Regions from separate parts of the Homo sapiens genome. Here region 2 is linked to region 1. A link is an interaction called in ENCODE POLR2A ChIA-PET data of the cell type or tissue named here. Cell type or tissue: IMR-90. All regions are shown on one strand.

Region 1 (5,000 bases):
CTCTAAAACTGAATCAGTAATAAATAGCTTACCAACCAAATAAAAGCCCAGGACCAGACAGATTCATAGACAAATTCTACCAGCTGTACAAAGAAGAGCTGGTAACGTTTCTACTGAAACTATTTGAAAAAAATGAGAAGGAAGGACTCCTCCCCAACTTATTCTTTGAGGCCAGCATCATCCTGATATTAAAGTCTGACAGAAACACAACAGTAAAAGAAAACTTCAGGCCAATATCTTTGATGGACATTGATGAAAAAATCTTCAACAAAAAAACACTAGCGAAACACATCCAGCAGCACAACAAAAAGTTAGTCCATCATGATCAAGTTAGCTTTATCCCTGAGATGCAAAGGTGGTTTAACATATGCAAATTAATAAACGTGATTTGGCAGAGTGCGGTGGCTCACGCCTGTAATCCCAACACTTTGGGAGGCTGAGGTGGGCAGATCACAAGGTCAGGAGATAGAGACCATCTTGTCCAACATGGTGAAACCCCATCTCTACTAAAATACAAAAAATTAGCCGGGTGTGTTGGTGCGTGCCTGAAGTCCAAGCTACTTGGGAGGCTGAGGCAGCAGAATTGCTTGAACCTGGGAGGTGGAGGTTGCAGTGAGCTGAGATTGCGCCACTGTACTCCAGAATGGTGACAGAGCAAGACTCTGTCTCAAAACATATAAATAAATAAAAACAAAAATAAATGTGATTCATCACATAAACAGAACTAAATACAAAAACTACATGATTATCTCAATAGATGCAGAGAAAGCTTCTGATAAAACTCAACATTCATTCATGTTAAAAACTCTCAAGAAACTAGCTATTGAAGGAACAGACTTAAAATAGTAAGATCCATCTATGACAAATCCATAGCCGACATCTTACTGAATGGGCGAAAGCTTGAAACATTTCTCTGGAAAACCGGCACAAGACAAAAATACCCTCTCCATCACTCCTATTCATCGAAGTATTGGAAGTCCAGGCCAGCGTAATCAGGCAAGAGAAAGAAATAAACGACACCCAAATAGGAAGAAAGGAAGTCAAACTATCCCTATTTGCAGACGATATGATTCTATATCTAGAAAACCCCATAGTCACAGCCCAAAAGCTCCTTCAGCTGATAAACAACTTCAGCAAAGTTTCAGGATACATCAATGTACAAAAATCACTAGCATTCCAGCCAGGTGTAGTGTCTCATGCCTGTAATCCCAGCACTTTGGGAGGCTGAGGTGGGTGGATTGCTTGAACCCAGGAGCCCAAGACCACCCTGAAAAACATGGTGATACCTTGTCTCTACAAAACATAAAAAATTAGGTGGATGTGGTGGCATGCACCTGTGTTACCACCTACTGGGTTAGCTGAGATGGGAGGATTGCTTGAACTTGGGAGGCAGAGGCTGTAGTGAGCCACGATCTTGCCACTGTACTCCAGCCTGGGAAACAGAGCAAGATCTTGTCTCAAAAAAAAAAAAAAAAAAAAAAAAAAAAAAAAAAAATTACTAGCATTCCTATACACCAAAAACAGCCAAGCTGAGGGCAAAGTCAAAAATACAATTCAATTCACAATACTCACAAAAATAATAAAGTTCTTAGGAACAGCTAACCAGGGAGTTGAAAGATCAGTACAATGAGAATTACCAGACATTGCTTAAAAAATCAGAGATGAAACAAACAAATGGAAAAACATTTCATGCTCATGGATAGGAAGAAATTAATATGGTTAAAATGGTCATACTGTCCAAAGCAATTTACAAAATCAATACTATTCCTATCCAACTACCAATGATATTATTTACAGAACTAGAAAAAAACTATTTTAAAATTTATATGGAACCAGAAAAGAACTTGAATATCCAAGGCAATCCTAAACAAAATCAACAAAGCAGGAGGCATCACGTTCCTCGACTTCAAACTATACTACAGGGCTGTAGTAACTAAAACAGCTTGGTCCTGTTGGTACAACGTGGACCTGTTGGTACAACATGGACCTCATGGTACAAAAGCAGACACATAGATCAATGGAACAGACTAGAGAGCCCAGAAATAAGCCATACACCTATAACTACGTATCTGATTTTCAAAAAAGTTGACAAAAATGAGCAGTGGGGAATGAACTTCGTATTTAATAAACGGTACTAGGGTATCGGGGGAACCCAACCCCAATATTTCAATGTAGGTTCTTTCTATTTTCCATAAGTGTCAGCTGGCTGAGAAATAAAGAGAAAGAGTACAAAGAGAGGAATTTTACAGCTGGGCCGCTGGGGGTGACATCACATGTCGGTAGGACCATGATGCTCACCTGAGGCTCAAACCAGAAAGTTTTTTATTAAGGGTTTCAAAAGGGGAAGGGGTGTAAAACAGGGAGTAGGTACAAAGATCACATGCTTCAAAGGGCAAAAAGCAGAGCAAAGATCACATGCTTCTGAGGGAACAGGACAAAGACAAAGCAGAACAACTGATAAAGGTCTATGTTCAGCTGTGCACGTATTGTCTTGATAAACATCTTAAACAACAGAAAACAGGGTTCAAGAACAGAGAACCGTTCTGACCACAAATTTACCAGGGCAGAGTTTCTTCCCCACCCTAATAAGCCTGAGGGTACTGCAGGAGACCAGGGCGTATCTCAGTCTTTATCTCAACTGTATAAGACAGACACTCTCAGAGTGGTCGTTTATAGACCTCCCCCCAGGAATGCATTCCTTTCCCAGGGTATTAATATTAATATTCCTTGCTAGGAAAAGAATTTAGCAATATCTCTCCTACTAGCATGTCTGTTTATAGGCTCTCTGCAAGAAGAAAAATATGGCTCTTTTTGCCCGATCCCACAGGCAGTCAGACCTTATGGTTGTTTTCCCTTGTTCCCTAAATATTGCTGTTATACTGTTCTTTTTCAAGGTGCACTGATTTCTTATTGTTCAAACACATATGTTTTACAATCAATGTGTACAGTTAACACAATTATCACAGTGGTCCTGAGGTGACATATATCCTCAGCTTACGAAGATAACAGGATTAAGAGATTAAAGTAAAGAACAGGCATAAAAAATTATAAAAGTGTTATTTGGGTACTGATAAATGTCCATGAAATTTTCACAATTCATATTTCTCTGCCACGGCTCCAGCCGGTCCCTCCGTTTGGGGTCCCTGAACTTTCTGCAACACTAAGGTAACTGGCTAACCATATGTAGAAGATTAATACTGGACCCCTTACTTGTCCAATATACAAAAATCAACTCAAGATGGAATGAACACTTAAATGTAGTTCTCAAAACTATAAAAACCTTGGAAGACAACCTAGGAAATACCATTCTGGACACAGGAATTGGCTAAAATTTCACAACGAAGATGCCAAAAACAACTGCAACAGAAACAAAACTTGACAAATAGAATCTAATTAAATTAAAGAGTTTCTACACAGCAAAAGAAGTTATCAATGAGTAAACAGACAACTTACAGAATGGGATAAAATATTTGCAAACTATGCATCTGACAATGGTCTAATATCCAGCTTTTTAATTTTTTTAATTTGTTTAAGGAAAGTAAATAAATTTATAAGGAAGAAACAAACAGCCCCATTTAAAAGTGGGCAAATGATGTGAACAGACACTTTTCAAAAGAAGATATACATGAAGCCAACAAGCATATGAAAAAAAAAGCTGAAATCATTTGTCATCAGAAAAATGCAAATAAAAACCACAATGAGATGTTATCTCATACCAGTCAGAATGGCTATTATCAAAAAGTAAAAAAATAGTAGGGGCTGGAGAGGTTGCAGAGAAAAGGGAACACTTATATACTGTTGGTGGGAGTGTAAATTAGTTCAATCATTGCAGAAAGCAGTATGATGATTCTTCAAAGAGCTAAAACCAGAACTACCATTAGACTCAGGAATCCCATTACTGGGTATATACCAAGAAATGTAAATAATTCTACCATTAAGACACATGGGCATGTATGTTCATTGCAGCACTATTCACTACAGCAAAGACATGGAATCAATATAAGTGCCCATCAATGGTAGACTGAATAAAGAAAATGTGGTACACATAAGCACATATGCACCATAGAATACTATGCATCCATAAAAAAAGAATGAGGTCATGTCCTTTGTATGAACATGGATGGAGCTGGAGGCCATTATCCTTAGAAAACTAACATAGGAACAGAAAACCAAATATAGCATATCCTCACTTATAAATGGGAGCTAAATGATGAAAACACAAGAAGGGAACAACAGACACTAGAGCCTACTTGGGGGTGGAGGGTGGAAAGAGGGAGAGGATCAGAAAAAGTAACAATTGAGTACTAAGTTTACATGATGAAATAATCTGTACAAAAAACCCAGTGACACGAGTTTTTTCTATATAACAACCCTGCACATGTACCCCTGAACCTAAAATAAACTTTATAAAAAATTTCAGATGAAACCAGTCACCAGTGAAACACTACTGAGTGACCCAATGATGCTGTTAGAAGAATAGAAGAATCAATACTCATGTTACGCTGTGAGCAGAAGTTTTGCCAGGACATTTATTTAATAGTGTACTTGCTAGGTCATAGATGATGTATATTTTCAAATTTACAAGATAATGCAAAAGTGCGTCTTCAAAATGGTTATGCCATATTATATCCTCACCAGCAGCATAAGACGTTGATCAACTTATCCTACAATTTTTCACATTTTATGCTTCCTCTTCAGCACGCTGCTGATTTCTCCTTATTTTTGCTCATTTTGGGGGTTGCATAGCTTATTTGTTATTGATTTGTAGGAGTTAGTTACAGATTTTGAAAACATATTCTTTCTTGATTCTGTGTGTGTGTTTACTTTTTCTTCAGGATGCTTTGATACACAGAAGTTTTTAATTTTAATGTCAAATTTATAAACTTTTTTATGCTTTGCACTTACTGCACCTTGTTTAAGACATTTTTCTTTACATTCAGATCAAATACATTGCTTATGTTTTCTTGTAAGACGTTAGTTTTTATCTTTTATGTCTATAA
Region 2 (5,000 bases), 250 kb before region 1:
ATTACAACGGTTTGTGGGGAGGGGGTTACTAATAGCAGCTTCTGGAACAACTGCAAAGGCATTATAGGAGGTGGGGAAAACCACGGTTAAGGCAGGCTCTAGATCTTTTATTTATGTATGGTTCTAGAGGTTCTGATCCATTGGGCAGAAAAGCAATGAAATAAAAACATTAAGAGAGAGATACAGAGGTAGGTGTGTGGTGGGTGTGAGGAGGAGAACCAGATGGATGATGGTTCAGGCACAAATTTGAAAATGTATTTGAATTTCAAATCCAAATACATTCCCCTAATATGAAGAAAAATCTATTTACATTAAAAAAATATCTGTAAGAATATGCAACACATCTATTTCTTTCCTTCCAAATCAAGTAGTACCTAAAGGACCCAGCAAATAAGGAACAATGCGTCTATTTTTAGAGAAGTATATTTTCCGAGTTTGTTCCTTGCCAATCCAGTATTCCATACTTTTCACTCTGACTTAAGGTATCTGCAACCACATTCTTGTCATCCAGACGATGGCATGGTGATATTTTCTCAAAGCCTTGGTTTAATTACTTGATTAGTTGTTACCTACTCACACATTGGGCTTTTCTCACGTTTTCTTTTGTTTCAGAAAATGTATTTTAATGTAAAACATACCAGGCTATTCTTTGGTATGACACCTGACGGGAAGCTTGGATCAGGTTGAGTATGGCAGAAAGTCTCATGCATCATTCCTGTGCCTAAGTGACAATCTCAGTTGAGACCTTCAGGTTTTCCCACCTTATCTATCTCAACGACTGGGTTCCTTTCCACTTTGCCATTCCTCATCCCTCCACTGACTGCCATATTGATTTTTCAAAATGTAAATATAATTATGTCACTCATCTTCCAAAAGTTCTTAAGTAATTGCTTATAACCCACAATATGATAGAAAAACTGAGAGTGGTGTAGAGGATCCTTTAGGCCTTGGGCCTGCCTACCTGCTCAGCATTATCTGCTCTACCCTCATTAACCCCCTCTGCACTGGCTATACTGAGAAATTTGGTATCCCCCAAAGTTATCATGACATGCTGCCCTTTTGGCTGGCCAGCTCTTGCTACCTGCTGCAAGAGAACAGCTACTCTCCCTTCAAGTCCAAATGTTATCTATCCTGTTGAATGAGAAATATCATTAAACACATCTTTTTCCCTTCTGTGGCATCTTGTGTGTAATTCAGAACACCAGTCATTGTTGTCTTGAAATTCTTCTAATCCAGCACTTTCACATAGGGGTCTTTCAATAATTCCTTGCTGAAATAAAGAATAAATGAAAAATAAACAGGTGCTTAGCAAATATTAAGAACATCAGAAGTTTTGTTGCTATCTTGTACCAAGTTGCTGGAAACGTTTGAGATCACATATAATATAATCAATATCTGCATATGGCTGGAAATTTCACTACCAGATTGTCATCCTACGACGAAACATTTTTTGAAAAAGATTGTCTATGTCAGATACACCTTAGTTTGAAAGCATTTTAAACTTAATTAATCTAACTTCTATATTATATTCATGAGAAAAATCAAGTTCAGGAAGGTGAAAGCAATTCACTGTGACACAGCTGAAATTAAAGGTGGGGCAGAACTAAACCAAGGTATACAGATATTCAGGCAATCATCATAATAAAAAATGAGGTCTTTATTATGAAAACAAATAGATGAAAAAAATTACAAACGGGTTCTTATTTTTATTCACCTAACTTATATAGTCATTAAATGTCTATTGTCGCTATGTTCAGGACACCATGCTACCTACTATGAATGTTACGGTGTTATGGATACAAAACAAATAGCACATAGATTCTTCACTTAAAAAATTCATGTTTCACCTCTCGTCTCCTTTCTCTCTCCCTTCCACTATCCTTCCTCTCTACCTAAGAACACTTCATAGTGTCCTAAGTTGGACCTTCAGCTAAATGATTTAAGTAAATTTAATGGTGGAAAAAATAAATAAGCACAGCACAGAGAATCCTTATAGTCAGGCTGTGGATCAGATTCTATCTCTAAGCTCTGAGGCCTTAATAAGTCAATTTATTTTTATGAGCTTTGGTTTATAACTCTGAGGGGTCACAGTGATCTCTGCTTGTCTCTGCCACAGGCTACTTTGAAAAGAAATGATGGAAATGCTTCATTTCAAAGCATTGGCTTTGGCGTCAAAGAAGCTGGTTTTGAATCTCTGCTCTGTTACTTATTAGCTGTATGAGTGTCTCTTCATGTTGAAAATGGGTTATATTTTCCACCTTATCATTGTTAGGATTACCAATATCGTAAGTAAGGATAAAGGTCTGATGTTTAGGACAGTCTCAATTAATATAAATCTTACTCATTTTAGGAATGTTTGGGAGAACTTTATCAGTCCTAAAGTTCTGTAGACACCTTAGAAATTATTTCTCCCCAGACACATACTATCTAAAGCCTGCCATTGACGAGATGGCTGGCCGAGTTGCATTAGTCTGGATATTGGTGGTCTTATGATTTCCTTCCAGAATCCACATCTTAACTACAAAGATCAGCAATAATGCTGGGTGCACATAAATGGCCTAGGAGCCTGAGGCTATGTGAAATGAGGACTACTCTGGAGTAAATTGTCATGTTCAAAAAGTAAATAATGAGTCAGACCATGCCTAATTCCACAGGAAAGAGATTAGTTGCAGCAAAAAACATGTGGAGTTAATTTAGTTAGAAAAGAAAAAATTAACATCTTGAATTCCACACAAAGACTCGTACTCCTTGGAGTTTGTGGGATTATTTACAGAGCCCCGCTGTAACCCTGCATAAACGTAGTAGGTAGGTTATAAAGCAGCAAATCAAGGATGACTATTGTTCTATTGTTACAGTGAAGGTTTCTGTTTTATATACATTATAAACCTTATTCCACATATGTAGCCTTTACTGATATGGGACCTAGGGACTTTTGAGGGAATTGAAACAAGAAGTGAGATTTACATAATGCTCTCTCGAGTTCCATTTTGGCTAAATTTTAAGACATGATTTAAAAATAATGTATACTTGGAACGAGTCAGAAGAGAGCGCTTGTTTCTACAATGTGGACGTCAGCTGTAGCTTGCATAATATAAATCTTTTATTAATTCAGTGTCCCAATTGACTGCTAAATTTTGTCATTCAGAACTTGAAGTTGCTTTCAAGTTTGCTTTTTGGGATAGTTCCTGCAATTACTATGAATTTTCATAGTTGTATAGATCCTTGGCTTCATCACTTTTACTTTCTTTTGTATTTGATGCAGGAAGAATAGAATTTGCTTCTGGCTGATTCCATCTGTAGACTTGTCCCTAAGCCTCTGTTTTATTCTGCCATGTTCTTGGACTTTTCTTTCTCTCCAGCCTTAGATAAAAGGCATCTTTTCCCAAGTGCCATTTTCAGTGTTGTTGTTGTTGTTGTTGTTTTAAAGAACTTTCTGCAAATGGTTGTCAAAGGATCTTCTATGACACAACACTGGAACAGACAAAAGAAGCAGTACTTCAGAAATAACCAAATCATCACTATTATGCACTAATCTAGCTCATCTAGCAAAAGAATTACATAGGACCGGGCGTGGTGGCTCACGCCTGTAATGCCAGGACTTTGGGAGGCCGAGGCGGGCCGATCATCTGAGATCGGGAGTTCAAGACCAGCCTGACCAACATGGAGAAACCCCATCTCTACTAAAAATACAAAATTAGCCAGGCTTGGTGGCACATCCCTGTAATCCCAGCTACTCGGGAGGCTGAGGCAGGAGAATCGCTTGAACCCGGGGAGGCAGAGGTTGCAGTGAACTGAGATCGCGCCATTGCACTCCAGCCTGGCAACGAGAGCAAAACTCTGTCTCAAAATAGAAAAAAAAAGAAAAAAAAAAAAAAGAAAAGAAAAAGCAAAAGAGTTACATAAAGAGATTGTCTAATTTATTATATTTCCCAGGGTTTTCTCCATAGCTGAAGACCCTTGCATTTTCTTATAATAAATCCAAGGTAGTAAAATCCTCCTTTACTTGAATTATTTTGTTGTTCTTCAGTAATACATTTGGCATTCGTAAAATGCTTTTTTTTGCAAACACTTTGAAATTAATTTTTTTTTTTTGAACAGAGTCTTGCTCTGTTGCCCAGACTGGAGTACAGTGGTGCAATCTCAGCTCACTGTAAGCTCCGCCTCCCGGGTTCACGCCATTCTCCTGCCTCAGCCTCCCGAGTAGCTGGGACTACAGGCACCTGCCACCACACCCGGCTAATTTTTTGTATTTTTAGTAGAGATGGGGTTTCACGATGTTAGCCAGGATGGTCTCGATCTCCTGACCACGTGATCTGCCCACTTCGGCCTCCCAAAGTGCTGGGATTACAGGCATGAGCCACTGCACCTGGCCTGAAATTAATTTTGTTTTAATCAAGTAATGTATTTTTTAAGGTATTAAAACTTTAGATGCATATTATTTTTTCTTAAATTCCTGAAGTTTAAAATGGAAAGATTTTACAAAAGTGGATTAAAATTTCGTTATATAATGCTATATGTTTACATAAATATTATTTGCAGCCATATACACACACACTATATACATGTACACATATACATTAATTAACGATTTAAATTCTCACAATCCAAAATAAATGGTTCTAGATTCATAATTATGTCAGTCACAATAATCTTTATGTTTTCTGTTTTCTCCAAATTCTCAAATAATACTTTAAAAATTACTACTTTTTTTTTTTTTTTTTTTTTTTAAGACAGAGTCTCACTCTGTCACCCAGGCTGGAGTGCAGTGGTGCGATCTCAGCTCACTGCAACCTTAGCCTCCTGGGTTCAAGCGAGTCTCCTGCTTCAGCCTCCCGAGTAGCTGTGATTACAGGCTCGTGCCACCACGCCTGGCTAATTTTTTTTTAATTTTTATTTTTAGTAGAGACGGGGTTTCACCCTGTTAGCCAGGAAGGTCTTGATCCCCTGATCTCATGATCTGCCTGCCTTGGCCTCCGAAAGTGATGGGATTACAGGCGTGA

The links. Peaks named below come from ENCODE experiments on the same cell type or tissue, not always from the same donor. Only the 100,000 strongest peaks of a DNase experiment are listed, where the experiment ranks them.
Region 2: POLR2A ChIA-PET joins it to region 1 with 5 read pairs; 2 of 35 experiments call an interaction of 5 or more read pairs at or near these places.

Annotation. Positions count from the first base shown.
Region 1 is chr21:27,958,271-27,963,270 of GRCh38, reverse strand. No RefSeq gene overlaps it. Among named protein-coding and RNA genes, the nearest start is that of LINC00314, 53 kb to the left of the region's middle. In IMR-90, no CTCF peak of the experiment used is centred here; no DNase peak of the experiment used is centred here.
Region 2 is chr21:28,205,598-28,210,597 of GRCh38, reverse strand. All of the region lies in intron 3 of LINC01695 (long intergenic non-protein coding RNA 1695), which reads left to right. Among named protein-coding and RNA genes, the nearest start is that of LINC01695, 21 kb to the left of the region's middle. In IMR-90, no CTCF peak of the experiment used is centred here; a DNase peak (open chromatin) is centred at 2,637; H3K27ac peaks cover 1,966 bases.